Regions from separate parts of the Homo sapiens genome. Here region 2 is linked to region 1. A link is a loop called in an ENCODE intact Hi-C map of the cell type or tissue named here. Cell type or tissue: A673. All regions are shown on one strand. Links, peaks and the distances in the headings refer to the core of each region. The heading gives the core; the rest is flanking DNA.

Evidence for each region. A loop is a pair of places that touch in the nucleus more often than their neighbours do. Peaks named below come from ENCODE experiments on the same cell type or tissue, not always from the same donor. Only the 100,000 strongest peaks of a DNase experiment are listed, where the experiment ranks them.
Region 2: a loop joins it to region 1, with 4 times the contacts of the local background. A loop is called at or near these places in 3 of 110 quality-filtered maps.

The regions. Positions count from the first base shown.
Region 1 is chr11:85,585,375-85,593,216 of GRCh38, forward strand. The region is part of intron 3 of DLG2 (discs large MAGUK scaffold protein 2); the gene reads right to left. Among named protein-coding and RNA genes, the nearest start is that of DLG2, 38 kb to the right of the region's middle. In A673, for the core only: a CTCF peak has its summit at 5,661 (motif pointing left); DNase peaks (open chromatin) are centred at 4,237 and 5,677.
Region 2 is chr11:84,719,546-84,727,387 of GRCh38, forward strand. The region is part of intron 6 of DLG2 (discs large MAGUK scaffold protein 2); the gene reads right to left. It overlaps LOC124902727 (a long non-coding RNA gene), which reads left to right and starts at 867. Exons shown (of 4, transcript NR_189147.1): 1 at 867-1,008. In A673, for the core only: a CTCF peak has its summit at 3,231 (motif pointing right); a DNase peak (open chromatin) is centred at 1,636; H3K27me3 peaks cover 1,793 bases.

The DNA.
Region 1 (7,842 bases), core at 1,962-6,961:
ACTTTTTAATTCCAATTTGGATGCCCTTTCTTTTTTCACTTGTCTGATTGCTCTAAGTAGGACTTCCAAAACTATGTTGACTAGAAGTGGTGGAAATGGGCATCCTTGTCTTGTTTCAATTCTCAAGGGGAGTGCTTTCAACTTTTCCCCATTCAGTATAATGTTTGCTGTTGATTTGTCATACACAGTTTTTATTACCTTAAGGTATGTCCCTTCTGTGCTAATTTTGCTGAGAGTTTTAATCATAAATGAGTGCTGGATTTTGTCAGATGCTTTTTCTCCATCTATTGAGATGATCATGTGATTTTTGTTTTTAATTCTGTTTATGTGATATATCACAGTTTTTTTTTTTTTTCTAAGATGGAGTCTCACTCTGTCACCCAGGCTGGAGTGCAGTGGCATGATCTTGGCTCACTGCAACCTCTGCCTCCCAGGTTCAAGCTATTCTCCTGCCTCAGCCTCTGGAGTAGCTGGGACTACAGATGTGCACCACAATGCCCGGCTAATTTTTTTGTATATGTTTTTTGTAGTGACAGGGTTTTGCCATGTTGGCCAGGCTGATCTTGAACTCCTGACCTCATGATCCACCCTCTCAGCCTCTCAAAGTGCTGGGATTACAGGCGTGAGCCTCCACACCCAACCTGTATCACATTTATTGACTTGCAGATGTTAAACCATCCCTGCATCCTGGTATGAAAACCACTTGATTATGGTGTATGATCCATTTGATATGCTCTTAGATATTGTTAGCTAGTATTTTGTGGAGGATTTTTGCATCTATGTTCATCAGGGATATTGGTCTGTAGTTTTCTTTTTTTGTTATGTCCTTTCTGGGTTTTGGTAAATCCCAGAATGATTTAGGGAGGATTCCGTCTTTCTCTATCTTTTGGAATACTGTCAATAGGACTGGTACCAATTCTTTGAATGTCTGATAGAATTCAGCTGTGAGGCCATCTGGTCCTGGACTTTTTTTTGTTGGTAACTTTTTAATTACTCTTTCAATTTCGCTGCTTGTTATTGGTCTGTTCAGAGTTTCTATTTATTCCTGATTTAATCTAGAAGGGTTGTATATTTCTTGGAATTTATCCATCTCCTCTACATTTTCTAGTTTGTCCACATAATGGTGTTCAGAACAGTCTTGAATGATCTTTTGTATTTCCGTGGTATCAGTTGTAATAGCTCCCATTTCGTTTCTAATTGAGCTCATTTGGATCTTCTCTCTTCCTTTCTTGGTTAGTCTCACAGTCTATCAATTTTGTTTATCTTTCAAATAACCAGGTTTTGTTTCATTTCTCTTTTGTATTTTTTTGTTTTGATTTCATTTGGTTCTGCTCTGATCTTTGTTACTTATTTTTTCTGTTAGGTTTGGGTTGGTTTTTCTTTGTTTCTCTAGTTCCTTCAGGTGTGACTTTAGATTGCCTATTTATGCTCTTTCAGACTTTTTGATGTAAGCATTTAATGCTATGAACTTTCCTCATAGCACTGCTTTTGCTGTGTCCCAGAGGTTTTGACAAGCTGTGTCACTACTATTGTTCAGTTCAAAGAATTTTTTAATTTCCATCTTGATTTCATTGTTGACCTAAAGATCATTCAGGGGCAGATTATTGAATTTCCAAGTATTTGTATAGTTTTGAGGGTTCCTTTTGGAGTTAATTTCCAATTTTATTTCACTGTGGTCTGAGAGGGTACTTGATATTATTTTGATTTTCTTAAATTAATATTGAGACTTGTTTTGTGGCCTATCCTATGGTCTATCTTGGAGAATGTTCCATGTGCTGATGAGTAGAATGTATATTCTGCGGTTTTGGGGTAGAATGTTCTGTAAATATTTGTTAAGTCCATTTGTTCTGGGTATAGTTTAAATCCATTGTTTCCTTGTTGACTTTCTGTCTTGATGACCTCTCTAGTGCTGTCAGTGAAGCATTGAAGTCCCCCACTATTATTGTGTTGCCATCTATCTCATTTCTTAGGTCTAGTAATAATTATTTTATAAATTTGGGAGCTCCAGTGTTGGGTGCATATATATTTAGGATTATGATATTTTCTTGTTGGATGGATCTTTTTATCATTACATAATGTCTCCCTTTGTCTTTTTCAACTGTTGTTGTTTTAAAGTCTGTTTTGTCTGATATAAGAATAGCTACTCCTGCTCACTTTTGGTTTCCATTTTCATGGGGTATCTTTTTCCACCCCATTACCTTAAGTGAGTTCTTATGCGTTAAGTGAATCTCTTGAAGAGAGCAGATACTTGGTGGGTGGATTTTTATCCATGCTGCCATTCTGTATTTTTTAAGTGAGCATTTAGGTCATTTACATTCAACATAAGTACTGAGATGTGAGGTACTGTTTTATTCATCGTGCTAGCTGTTGCCTGAACATCTTGGGTTTTTTCTTTTTGTTAGTGTTTAATAGGCCCTGTGAGATTTACACTTTAACGAGGTTCTATTTTGGTGTATTTCGAGGTTTTGTTTCAGGATTTAGATCTCGTTTTAGCATTTCTTGTGGTGCTGACTTGGTAGTGATGAATTCACTCAACATTTGTTTGTCTGAAAGATGACCTTATCTCTCCTTCATTTATGAAGCTCAGTTTTGCTGGATACAAAATTCTTGGCTGAAATATACTGTGTTTGAGGAGGCTAAGGATAGACCCCAATTCACTTCTGGCTTATAGGGTTTCTGCTGAGAAATCTGCTGTTAATCTGATAGGTTTTCCTTTATAGGTTACCTGATGCTTTCGCCTCACAGCTCTTGAGATTCTTTCCTTTGTTCTTGACTTTATATAACCTGATGACAACTATGTGACTGGGTAATGATCTTTTTGTGATGAATTTACCAGGTGTTTTTTGAGCTTCTTGTATTTGGATGTTTAGTTCTCTGGTGAGGCCAGGCAAGGTTTCCTCAATTATGTTTCCCAAACTTTTAGATTTATCTTCTTCCTCAGGAACACCAATTATTCTTGGGTTTGGTTAACATAATCACAAATTTCTTGGAGGCTTTGTTCATTTTTTTTTCTTTGTCTTTTTTGGATTAGGTTACTTCGAAAGCCTTGTCTTCAAGCTCTGACATTCTTTTTCCTACTCATTCAACATCATTGTTGAAACTTTCTGGTGCATTTTGTATTTCTCTAAGCGTGTCTTTCACTTCCAGAAGTTGTGATTGTTTTTTCTTTACAATATCTATTTCTCTGTAGCATTTTTCATCCATATCCTGTATTGTTTTTTAAATTTGTTTAAATTGGTTTTCCCCTTTCTCTGGTATCTCCTTGAGTAACTTAATTATCAACCTTCTAAATTCTTTATCTGGCAATTCAGAGATTTTTTTTTATTGGTTTGAATCAATTGCTATGAAGCTAGTGTGGTCTCTTAGGGGTGTTGTAAAACCTCATCTTGTCATATTTTCTGATTCCTTCTCATTTGGGTAGACTATTTCAGTGGAAAAATCTGGAACTCAAGGGCTGCTATTTAGATTCTTTTGTCCCATGGGGTGGTCCCTTGATGTGGTACACTGCCCCTTCCCCTAGGGATGAGGCTTGCTGCAAGCCAGACTGCAGTGACTGGTATTGCTCTTCTGAGTCTAGCCACCGAGTACGGCTACCAGGCTCCGAGCTGGTGCTGGGGAATGTCTACAAACAGTCCTGTGATGCGATCCACCTTCAGGTCTCCCAGCCATGGATACCAGCGCCTGCCCTGTTGGAGGTGGCAGGGGCGTGAAATAGACTCTGTGAGAGTCCTTGGTTGTAGATATGTTTAGTGTGCTGGCTTTCTCAAATGCTGGTTATGCTAGCAGTGACACTGTCACGTGGACAGATTTAGGACCACTGGTTAGCCAGGATGTTGCAGGGCACACGGAATTAGCTGTTGTTTTCCTCTTCCTTGGAGCAGCGTTATTCTGTCATTGAGTTGCTGCAACGTCCTGAGTTGGTCAGACTACAGGCAGAAGGTGGTGCTTTCAAGAGAGCACCAGCTGTGATAGAAGAGGGGGGATATAAGCTTGCCCTAAGTTGACCAAGATAAGTGTTCAGGTTTCTCAAGTAATGGGCGGGGTCATAAAGCTCCCAAAAGTTTATGTCTTTCATGATCCACTACTGGGTATAGAGAAATACTGTCAAGTCAGGGCAGGGTTAGGCAGATCTGAGCTCAGACTCCCCTTGGGTGGGGCTTGCTGCAGCCACTGTGGGGGTGTGGGAGGGGTGGTTCTCGGGTTAAATTCCAAAGGGGATTATGGCTGCCTCTGTTGCCAGGAAAGTGAGGGAAAGCCAGTAGCGATAGGCCCCACCCAGCTTTTACCCAGTTGGTGAGGCCTGTCTCACTCCCACTGTGCCATCTAAAACCACTGAGTTTGTCTCCAGGCAGCCTGCACATGGGACTCAGACCTAGCCCCAAGTTATAAGTTTCCCAGCTGAGAAAGCAAGCAGGGCTTTCAGGTTACACCCCTCCCCATCTGCCCACATTGTCCCCCATGACTCCTCCTCTCCTTTCTGCCGCAGTTCCTGCTTGCCCCCACATTCTGCTCAAGAGAGTTTGTGCCCAGTCAAAATTATTGTAAAAATCACAATTACTTTTGCGTAGTATCTAAACATTTTTTAATATAGTATAATAATATGAATTTGATCAGCTCAAGAAACTTCTAATGATTTTAACTGTTTAATCCAAATAACCATTTACTTCAAAGGACTCATCACAATTATACTTATTTAATATCTTACTTGTTTAATGTAGTAGACAATGAGCTCCATGAAAACAAGGTGTACATCTCTCTCATCACTAAAACCCCAGAGCCTAATGTGGTGTCTCTTTGATAGTGGGAGATCAAATGTATTTTTTCAAATGAAAGAAATTTAATGAAGAACTGTTCATTCCATGCCAGATTTGGCTGAATTAGAACTGGTCCCTGCATTCAAGAAGCTCACAGTCTGCTGAGGGAGAGCAACATGTAATCAATAAACAATAGTACAATATAATAAGTGCTGTGCCAGAAATATAAACAAATACCATAGAAACATAAGGGAAGAAGTGATTAATTCTGCTTAAAGGTAGAAAATATTAAGAAGTTTTTGACCAAGTAATAAATACTCATTTCCTTGGGATGGATGTTTATACTAAGAAATAATGTCTATATCACATTCTATTAACTTGATTAGTTCCACAGTTCAGTAAAACATATTCTATATTGAAAAATTTTTTTAGATATTACTACGCTATTTCAGGACATCTTGAAAGGGCTTATTCCTAAAATAATCTTTTAGAATTTTTTTTATATTCTCTCTCTCTCTCTCTCTATATATATATATATAAATTCCCTGAAAGTAGTTCAACAACAAAAAGTAAAATTCAAGGCTATAATATTAATAATACTAGTTTGCTTGCTATAGGAAAACCTAGATGAGAAAGCCTATTGCTTTTTTGCCAGCTACCACATATTAGTTACAGTGATCATCACCAAATTTTCACTTATTATGTACTTAACAGAAATCACCAGATCCTTTCACACTCCCAACAATAGCTTTGGGGTTTCACTATCTCACTATATAGGGAAATCTCATATGCACTCAAAATAAAAGATTTTTTTCCTATATTAGCTACAGCACAAATAATAGCATCCTTCATTTAGAAACAACCAGCCTCATACTCATCTAAAGCACATAAATTTAGTTAAATGGTGCCATCTGGTGACATAAATCTTGCAGTAAATATAAAAGTCCTGAGTCAGAGTCCAGAATGATACCCAACCCTCTTGATGGCATCCAATCCAAAGTGTCTAATTTAACTTAAGAAATACTTGATCCTGCCTGACATGAAACACACAACTAATCACACTCAGTATATGGCCGTTTAACAAAGGGAATTATAACAATTGTTTGAGCCACATTTTATGCTCACCACTCTTGTTTCTCAACTCTTTGGAAGAGACTTGTATCTAACAGGATGCCCTATACAACTCCTAGAAGACATTTTAAAAGCATAAATATCAAGGACATTTTGAATCCCTGTTCCAGGCAGATCCATTTCCTCACTCTCCTTTGAACGTACATCAATGTGTATAATTTTCAACACTTCAAAATGTCACTTCCTTAAGAAAGCTGTCGACCAGGTGTGGTGGCTCACGCCTGTAATCCCAGCGCTTTGGGAGGCCAAGGCAGGCAAATCACAAGCTCAGGAGTTCAAGACCAGCCTGGTCAACATGGTGAAACCCCGTCTCTACTAAAAAAAAATACAAAAATTAGCTGGGCGTGGTGGCACATGCCTGTAGTCCCAGTTACTCAGGAGGCTGAGGCAGAAGAATCCCTTGAATGGGAGGTGGAGGTTGCAGTGAGCCAAAGATCAAGCCACTGCACTCCAGCCTGGGTGACAGAGCTAGACTTCATCTCAAAAAAAGAAGGAGAAAGCTGTCCCTGTTTCTACTGTTAAGGTTAAGCCTCTCATTCATAGCCAACTCTACTTCTTCTTTGTATATAAACTCTTGACGAAATTTTGTTTAATGCTTGTCTCCCCAGTGTGTATCATAGCGTTTGGCAAAGTGTTCAATAAATATCCTGTGAACGAATTAATGTGTAAATGGATGGTGAAAACATCCTTCTCTACTCTCTCTTCTAATGCAAATCCTATTAATAACAAGGCTCAGCTCAAGTTTACATTTTATATAAAACCTTCTCTAGCAACAACAATGTACAATAAGCCCATGCTTCTCCTATGCCATTTTAGTCTAGCCCCAAAAATTTAGTCCTCCACTATATGATGTTTTGTATTGTTTTTCATGTACATAAATATTACTTTCTTAATTGACCTTAAGCTCCTTAAGTGTAGGCATTTGGTCTTAATAGCATCCATCTGCATAAGTCTATGTAAATAAGTAAACACTTCATAAATACTTTGATAACTATTATTATTCAATTGCAATAACTAAAACACTTGTACTCTTTTTATTTAAATAAGTATTGTAAACAAATAAGTAGAAACATAATAGACCTTAGCAACTAAGAATTTCACCTTCACTGTTTTGAACAGTCAAGACTTATTTAAAGATCCATGATATGTAATTTGTTTGTTTCAACTGAAGCACATGCTTTGAGATTGTGAGTGGCAGCAAGCATTACCTAGGAAATGCCTCTCTCACATGGGCCAGCAACAACATATCAATGTAGCTTTATCCATAGAGATACTTATTGTAACAGAATTCTATCCATAGAATAATTATTGTAACATAAGTAGAAACTATCTTGTAACATAAATAGAAACTATCATTAATTATCCAAAGAGAAAAAAATCCCTTAAATGTTTTAGATATTCTATTGTAAGGCTGGGTGTGGTGCCTCATGCCTGTAACCCCAGCACTTTGGAATGCCAAGGTGGGAGAATCACTTGAGCCCAGGAGTTCAACACCAGCCTGGGCAAAATGGTGAAGTCTCCTTTCCGCAAAAAAAATTCAAAAATTAGCCAGGCATGACTGCGCATACCAGTAGTCCCAGGTACCAGGGAGGCTGAGGTGGGAGGATTGCTTGACCCCAGAAAGCAGAGGTTGCAGTGAGCTGAGACTGCACCACTGCACTCTAGCTTGGGCAACAGACAAGACTGAGAAAAAAGAAAGAAAAGAAAAAAAAAGAAAAGAAAAGAAAAAAGAAGGAAGGAAGGACGGAAGGAAAGAAAGGAGGGAGGGAGGGAAGGAAGGAAAATAAAAAGAAAATTAAAAATAAAAAGATATGCTACTATATTTTAAAAAGAAAATTGGACACCATAATGATAATTGTGAGTTTATGGATTACAAAGTACTCAAGATATGTCCCAGAATGATAATGGCTCATTATAGTCGTTACAGATTAAATCAGATCCTATAAAACACAAGAAG
Region 2 (7,842 bases), core at 1,252-6,251, 870 kb before region 1:
GAGTGCGTCGTCAGGTCCAACAAGGAAGCACCATTAATATATTTCAGAAAAGGAGCAATGAATGATAACCTGTTTTAAAAACCTTCAAACCTCATTTCTCTGGGAACACCAATCACCTTTACAAAAATCTGGGGTGGGACAGTTATTTACTACAAACTTCACTGAGTAACTGCGCCACCTCTTGATAAAATTTGTTTGTTGATTTCAAGTGGATTGTATAAAAGGGAAAAGCATGCAACTGGGGGCAACCTGAGCCTAGCTCCAGATTTTCTGTCTAAAATAAAAATAAGCTGTTTATCTTAAAAAATGTCAGTTTATCTAGAGTTCATCGACCACCCCACTTACTCCTGCTAGTTAGCCCAGTGGGTTGGGGCTCTAGGTGGTAGTAACCTGAGATGAGTTCAGGAGCTCCCAAATTAGCAGTCTGGAGCCCAGTCACTAGCTAAATGCATAAGGAGATCCCAAGCAGAGAGCCACCCAAGGTGCCCCATTTCCGAGCTGCATCTGCTCTTGTAGCCTCTGTATGTTAGAGACCAGGGTCCCATCACCATTGAGTTATGAGCCCAACATCGGACGCCAGAAAATCAGTGCGATCTCTTGGCCCCCAAACCCAGCTGGCTCCCAGAAAGAGCAGAGCAGTCGCAGCTTCTGTCACTCTCCCAACAGGCAGACATAAACAAGCAACAGAAGGAATTGTTCTCTCCCCCGAGGGAGGCAACATGCATTAAAAAGACATGAACCTCTTCCTACCTTGCATCCAAACATCAACGATAAAGTGTTGTTGGTGCAAGCAACTTTGCAGTGGCAAATCATTGGTGTAAAACAGTCAGGGTCCTTAACAACAGGGGACATTCCTTCCGGGCTGCGGCAGTGGCAGCTCGCTGGGGGACCCAAACGCTGTGCTCGCCGGGCACATGGAGCGACAGCCTAGACCGAGCTGCCGCTTCGATCACTGCCCCCTGCACCCGCCGTGGCCATCCCGGAGCCCCGGTGGAAGCAACGCCGCGGGCAAGTACCGAGCCTCTCGGGGTCTCCCTTCCCTGGGGAACGAGGCGTGTGGGGGGAGGGACAGAACCAAGAAAGAATTTTTCCCCCTACGGTGAATTTGGGGGAGGTAAAATAAAAATAAAATAAAATAAAAATAAACCATAAAAATAAAAGGAAGCCAGGCACTTAGAGGAGGGTTCAAAGGAGGTGGGGCAGTATTAGCATGTAAAAGGATGTGCCCGCCTACTCTCCCCAGTCACACAAGATTGTCATGCGAGCTGAAGGGGGCTGAAATTATTCCCTCTGAAGAAGAAGAAGAAGAAGAAAACATACTGCAGCTCCCGATTTGGTAAAAAGCCAGTGGCTTGCTGCAATCCAGAGTCACTGTGGGGAGCGCTGGCCGGGCAAGTGGGGTGGGAGGAAGGGGCTGAGAAAGGGAGGAAGCGCTGTGCTTGCCAGACTGGCCCTGCCTTTGGGCGCTCTTGGTGCCACGAAGGAGTCCCCAGCGTGGGAGCGCGGGACCTCCCCGCGCTGACGTGACCCCGAGACTGCATTTGGCCCCCACCGCTACAGCCACCCGAGGGTAGAAGACCTCCGAGGCCGACTTCCCGGGAAGGGGAGGCCCGCTCGGAGCGCGGCAGGGAACTTCCTCCCAGCCCTTTGACAACAGCATGCCTTGCCGGGGGCAGAGGGCCAGCAAAGAAATCTGGGGTAGAAAACAGGCTCAAAATGATTTCGCTGGTGCCCTACGAGGTTGACTTCTGGTTCAGCGAGCCTACTCACTCCCTGGGTAGGGAAGCGGCCTCAGAACCAAGGCTTTATTTGACATAACATTTGTCAAACTCAAAAAAGAAGTGTCTGCCCCTTCCCCACCTTGATGTCTTTGAGACTCCAGGAAACCCCAGAAGTAGTATTTATGTTGTTCCAGAAGTATGAATGACAAGACTGATGGATGTTTTATTGTTTGTTTGTTTTTTTGTTTTTAACTGAGGCTGTCAAAATTGCAGAAAGACCAAAAAAAAAAAAAAATCAGCATGTGGCTGGCTGGCACAGCTGCAAAATTGCTTATGGAAGACAAAAACAAATGTGATAAGAAGGGTGTGGGGGTAGGAAGTGGGTAAAACTAGCACTCTTTGGGTGCCACCTGGGTGCCTGGCACTATGCCTCACAGATGGTTGGTAGAAAGAGAGCAAAACATCCGAGTTTGGAAACAGATTCTGGCTCTGGTGCTAGATGTGGCTTTGTGTAAGTCATTTACATTATCCAAACCCCTGTTTGCTTACCTGTAACTAGATGGTATTAACCCCTAACCTAAAGGGTTGTCAGGAAGACTAGACAGATATACTGAACAACACATTCCTGTGGTAAGCCCCAGTACATGGTAGCTGCTCTTAACTTACATAGCTTATTTCATTTCTTAGCTTCAGAGGTAGATATTATTTGACATATTTTTTTTCTAGGGGAAGAAACTGAGCCCCTTAGTGTTATATCACTTGCTCAAGTCACATAATCAATAAACCTGAAGGTTAGGTTCAAAGAAAAGTAGTAGAGGAGAGTTTAGAAAACAGCATCATGAGAGACATAACACACTTCTCCAGAAACATGTTCCAAAGTCTTCAGATTTATTTGGGAAGGACCAGGACTGTCACATTTACATGAATGTGGTAATTCCAAGACACTTAACAATTTGGTGCTAAATTCAGAAATCCCACCTGAAATACAGGAACAACATAGTCAAAAGTATCCATGGCAAACTGTTAGAACCACATCCTCCTGATGCAATTCCATCAGAATGTCAGACCACCTATATCCGAAACTAATAAGAGCCTCAATATCATGGTATGCTTCCTCCTTAGAAAGTTTAAATGTATTGGTTAGAACAAAAGAACATACCAACTTGTAAACCTTTAAGTCAAAGACAGTGCCTTATAACATGCCTTTGCCCCACCCATATCCAAAATACTCTCGTCCCTTCTCCCAAGTTAATAGAAAATAAACCTGATTATGTCATAATTCTCTATGATGCTTATTATAAATATGGATTATGAAGCCCAACCCTACATTTTCATCCCATAGGCCAGTAGAATGTCAATAAATCTACATTTTAATCAGCCCCCTTGTGAGAGGAATGCAAGTCCTCTTTATGAAATAAGACTTATCTGAAGGAAACTCAATATGGAACAAAGTATGAGCAAAATTCAACACGGAAAGACCCTCAGAGTTGAGTTACACCTGGTTCTAACTGTAGAGGGCAGCCATGCCTAAGGTTTTGGGATTCTTACACTAAGTGCAGAAGTCCTTGCCTAGTAGATTTCTCCATTAGGAATCAGTACTGATTCAATCTAATGAATAGCTGGAGGGACTCAGGAGGTCTAATCTATACGTTCTTAAATGTACTAGGTCACATTTTAGGAGCAAAACTCTGGTCTGAGGCCTTCTGTGAAAATTTAAAGTCAAATGTACAGATTAAGTATATCCTTTACCATTTTATTCCTTTATGTTAGCATAAAAAGTGTGATTGTGTGAGCACTCCCACCTACAGAGCATCTATAATTACGGCTGGTTTTTCCAAGAGAATAGATCCTAAAAAAGCTGTACAACATTTCCCTTATTCATTAGCCTATAATTTGGATTTCAAACACCCCAAAAGTATTGTATGCTCCATATTGTGATGTTCCAATAATATCTAACACAGTCTTTCCCTGATGAATTACCCAAGCTAAAGCTGACCTCCTATTCTAGGGCAGCATTAAGGCTGCTATGTGCAAGTTATTCCCCATTTTACAGTTTGTGCTAGTTTAGATTGATAAAGTGAAATGACAAAATATAAAACAAAATGTATATTTCATTTCCTTGACTTTTTATGTTTAACTTTAATCAGTGAGAGTTCATTTCTCTGTATGTGCATGTGTATGTGTTTATCTGTTATCCGTTTATATGTATTAGAGAAAATGCTTTCCCTTAATTCTCCTCTCCAAATAATAACTCTGGGGTAAATTGGAGGGGAAGATGAGGGGGAAAGTGGTTTCCATGACAATGCATTCCATAGTTACAGCCAGTAACCACTATTATTAAAATAAATGAATTACTGTTACCTTAAGATACCAACACATTGCATTACTGGTTTGAAAAGCACTAATTTGAGAGTGTACTGCATGGGGGTGTACTGCAATATTTTTAGGAGATATTACTAGGAAATGCAAGGAGATGACGCATTCATTTTTATAGTCAAAATAACTACTCTTAATTAGACCTTTCAATGATTGATAAAATTTACAGTTCTTCCTAATAATTATCACTTTTATAAAATGATGCATCACAACAATACACTATTAAGCATTTCTCCTAATGACAACTTTCCTCAAAATGGACTCATAATTACAAAAAACAGGATTATCAATAAATGTAACCAGGTTTTAATTTTGATCTTGTATTTATTATTGTTATACTTAATCAGAAACTGGGACACAGTAAGAGGCATTAGCTAGTTATGCATCTTTTTTCTTTGCTGATCCTTTTCATAGCAATTTTTAAAAAAGGGGTTGTTCATGTTGCGAGGGAAAAGAATAGATTGGCTACTAGGAGCCATGGTGCTGTTTCCTACTCTCTGCCTCTGTGTGACTTTGAGCAAGCTACTCAGCCTCTCTAAGCTTCAGTTTCCTTTTTTATTAAGATGAAATAGGTATACTAGATTATTTCTAAGTTTGCTTCCAATGTTGAAGTTCTCTGAGTGATCTTCTAAATACATTTTTATGAATGTAAAGTAAATTTGAGAAACCATTTTGTTCAGTTACCTATCTTCAGAAAATTTGCTCTTCTATAACACTTACTATTTGATAGGCACTAATATCATGCTTGCTATGTACACTGTTCTGAATTCCACAGAGTGCTAGAGCCAATCCTACTCATGACAGCTGGTTGTGTGTAACTCGGTCTAATTCCACATTCAGTGACATCATGCTAGTAGCTTTGAATCAGTCATGAGAGAATATTTATACCATGTAAACTAACAAACACTACAATTCAGGACTTTTTTCTGCAAAAAACCTTTTACCAGTATAGCACTGGTCTAAGTACTTTAACTACATTAATATATTTAACCATCACAATCACTCAATCTTACCAAAAAAAGGAAAGCAAATGACAGGGCGAGATTAAGTAATGCCCAAGGTAACAAAATTGGTATACTAATCAGCTAAATGAACCAACTAACAAAAATATTTTTGATGACTTTCAATCACAAATGTTTATTTCTTCCTCATGTTAGATGTCCTTCATAGCTTAGCTATCATTCTAGCCCATGTTGTCCATTGGCAGAAGAGTACGGTCTATCAGTAGCTTCTGTCAGATAGAAGAGTAGCCACTATCTAATGTTCTCATGGTGGAAGGAAAAATGATCAATGGCTGAATATGCAGCAGATCTTAAAACATCTGTTCAGACATTAAAAACATCTTCCAGCTTACATTTTATTAGCTAAGGAATGTCATGTGGTCAACCTGATGACAAAGGTTGGGGAATGATAATTCTTTCAGGGGGAGGAAAGAGAGAATATTGATAACAGTAATATAAGAGACTATGGCTTATTCGAGTGACAGAATTGAGATCTGAAGCCAAGCCACCTGATTTGAGGATCTAAGGTCTTAACAAATAGACTATCCCAGCTATCACTAATAGCTAATACATCCCAATTTTTCATCTACTCTCTATAATAGTGTTTGTTATTTAGTAACTCTTTGAGAGAATTCTTCCTTATGACCCCTATAAGGAAAGCATAGTTTTTAGATAACACATGAACTTTGGAGACAATCAAACATATAAGGTTTTGGCATTATTAGCTGTGTGATTTCAACCTTTAAATCCCTTTCCCTCTCCTCTCCTACTGTAAATTGAAGTCCACTTATTTCATTTAATCTTTAGTAGAGATGTTTTCATGTAAGTGGAACATTGCATTTTTATCATTGAGTTTCCTGAAACATGTAAGGCAGAGAGGGATATGAATGTCTTTCTGCCATCAATGAGTTTACAAACCAGTTGACTAGGTTACTCTGAAATGAGAGTAACGAAGCTCTTCCTAACAGTAACAAAGTATATACAATTAAGAACGAACAAATATACTCAAAGTCCATACAAATGATTGACCAATCTAGTTAACTTATCTAAGCTACCATTTCTTGTTCCGTAAAATGGTGATAATACTATAGCATTGCTATAAGGCTTGAATGAGATAACATATTGCAAAATGCCTGTCATCTTTATCTGGTTTGTATTAGCCACTCAGTAAATTATAAAGGCTTTGTGTCACTTGTCTGATTTTTTTTTTAATGAAAGTTAACAGAAAAGAATAAACCTATTAGACTCACCCAATATGTATAATCTCTTTATACTGAACAATTCTAAATCTTTAACCTTTCTTAACAAGTTTTACTGTCTCAGTGACTCTCCTTAGACCCTTTCTCAGCTCTTCCATACTCCTCTTACTGAAGAACACACAAATGCAATGATACATTCTCAGACCCCATATAAATGGACTCTAATATGCATCATGTTCCCCCATAATTGTCAACCCTTTGTGTTCACTGTAATTTATTTATTATTATTATACTTTAAGTTCTGAGGTACATGTGCAGAATGTGCAGTTTTGTTACATAGGTATACACGTGGCATGGTGGTTTGCTGCAACCATCATCCCGTCTCCTACGTTAGGTATTTCTCCTAATGCTATCCCTCCCATACCCCCTACCCCCAGGCAGGCCCTGGTGTGTGATGTTCCCCTCCCTATGTCCACGTGTTCTCATTGTTCAACTCCCACTTATGAGTGAGAACATGCGGTGCTTGGTTTTCTGTTCTTGTGATAGTTTGCTGAGAATTGTGGTTTCCAGCTTCATCCATGTCCCTGCAAAGGACATAAAGTCACCCTTTTTATGGCTGCATAGTATTCCATGGTGTATATGTGCCACACTTTCTTTATCTGGTCTATTTTTGATGGACATTTGGGTTGGTTCCAAGTCTTTGCTCTTGTGAATAGTGCTGCAGTAAACATGCGTGTGTATGTGTCTTTATAGTAGAATGATTTATAATCCTTTGGGTATACACCCAGTAATGAGATTGCTGGGTCAAACGGTATTTCTGGTTCTAGATCCTTGAGGAATTGCCACATGGTCTTCCACAATAGTTGAACTAATTTACACTCCCACCAACAGTGTAAAAGTCTCCCTATTTCTCCACATCCTCTCCAGCATCTGTTGTTTCCTGACTTTTTAATGATTGCCATTCTGACTGGCATGAGATGGTGGTTTTGATTTGCATTTCTCTAATAACCAGTGATAATGAGCATTTTTCATATGTCTGTTGGCTGCATAAATGTCTTCTTTTGAGAAGTGTCTGCTTATATCTTTTGCCCAGTTTTTGATAGGGTTGTTGCCTTGTAAATTTGTTTAAGTTCCTTGTAGATTCTGGATATTAGCCCTTTGTCAGATGGATAGATTGCAAAAATTTTCTCCCATTCTGTAGGTTGCCTGTTCACTCTGATGATAGTTTCTTTTGCTGTGCAGAAGCTCTTTAGATTAATTAGATCCTGTTTGTCAATTTTGGCTTTTGTTGCCATTGTTTTTGGTGTTTTAGACGAAGTCTTTGCCCATGCCTATGTCCTGAATGGTATTGCCCAGGTTTTCTTCTAGGATTTTTACGGTCCCAGGTCTTACATTTAAGTCTTTGACCCATCTTGAGTTGATTTTTGTATAAGGTGTAAGGAACGGGTCCAGTGTCAGTTTTCTGCATATGGCTTGCCAGTTTTCCCAATGCCATTTATTAAATAGGGAATCTTTTTCCCATGGCTTGTTTGTGTCAGGTTTGTC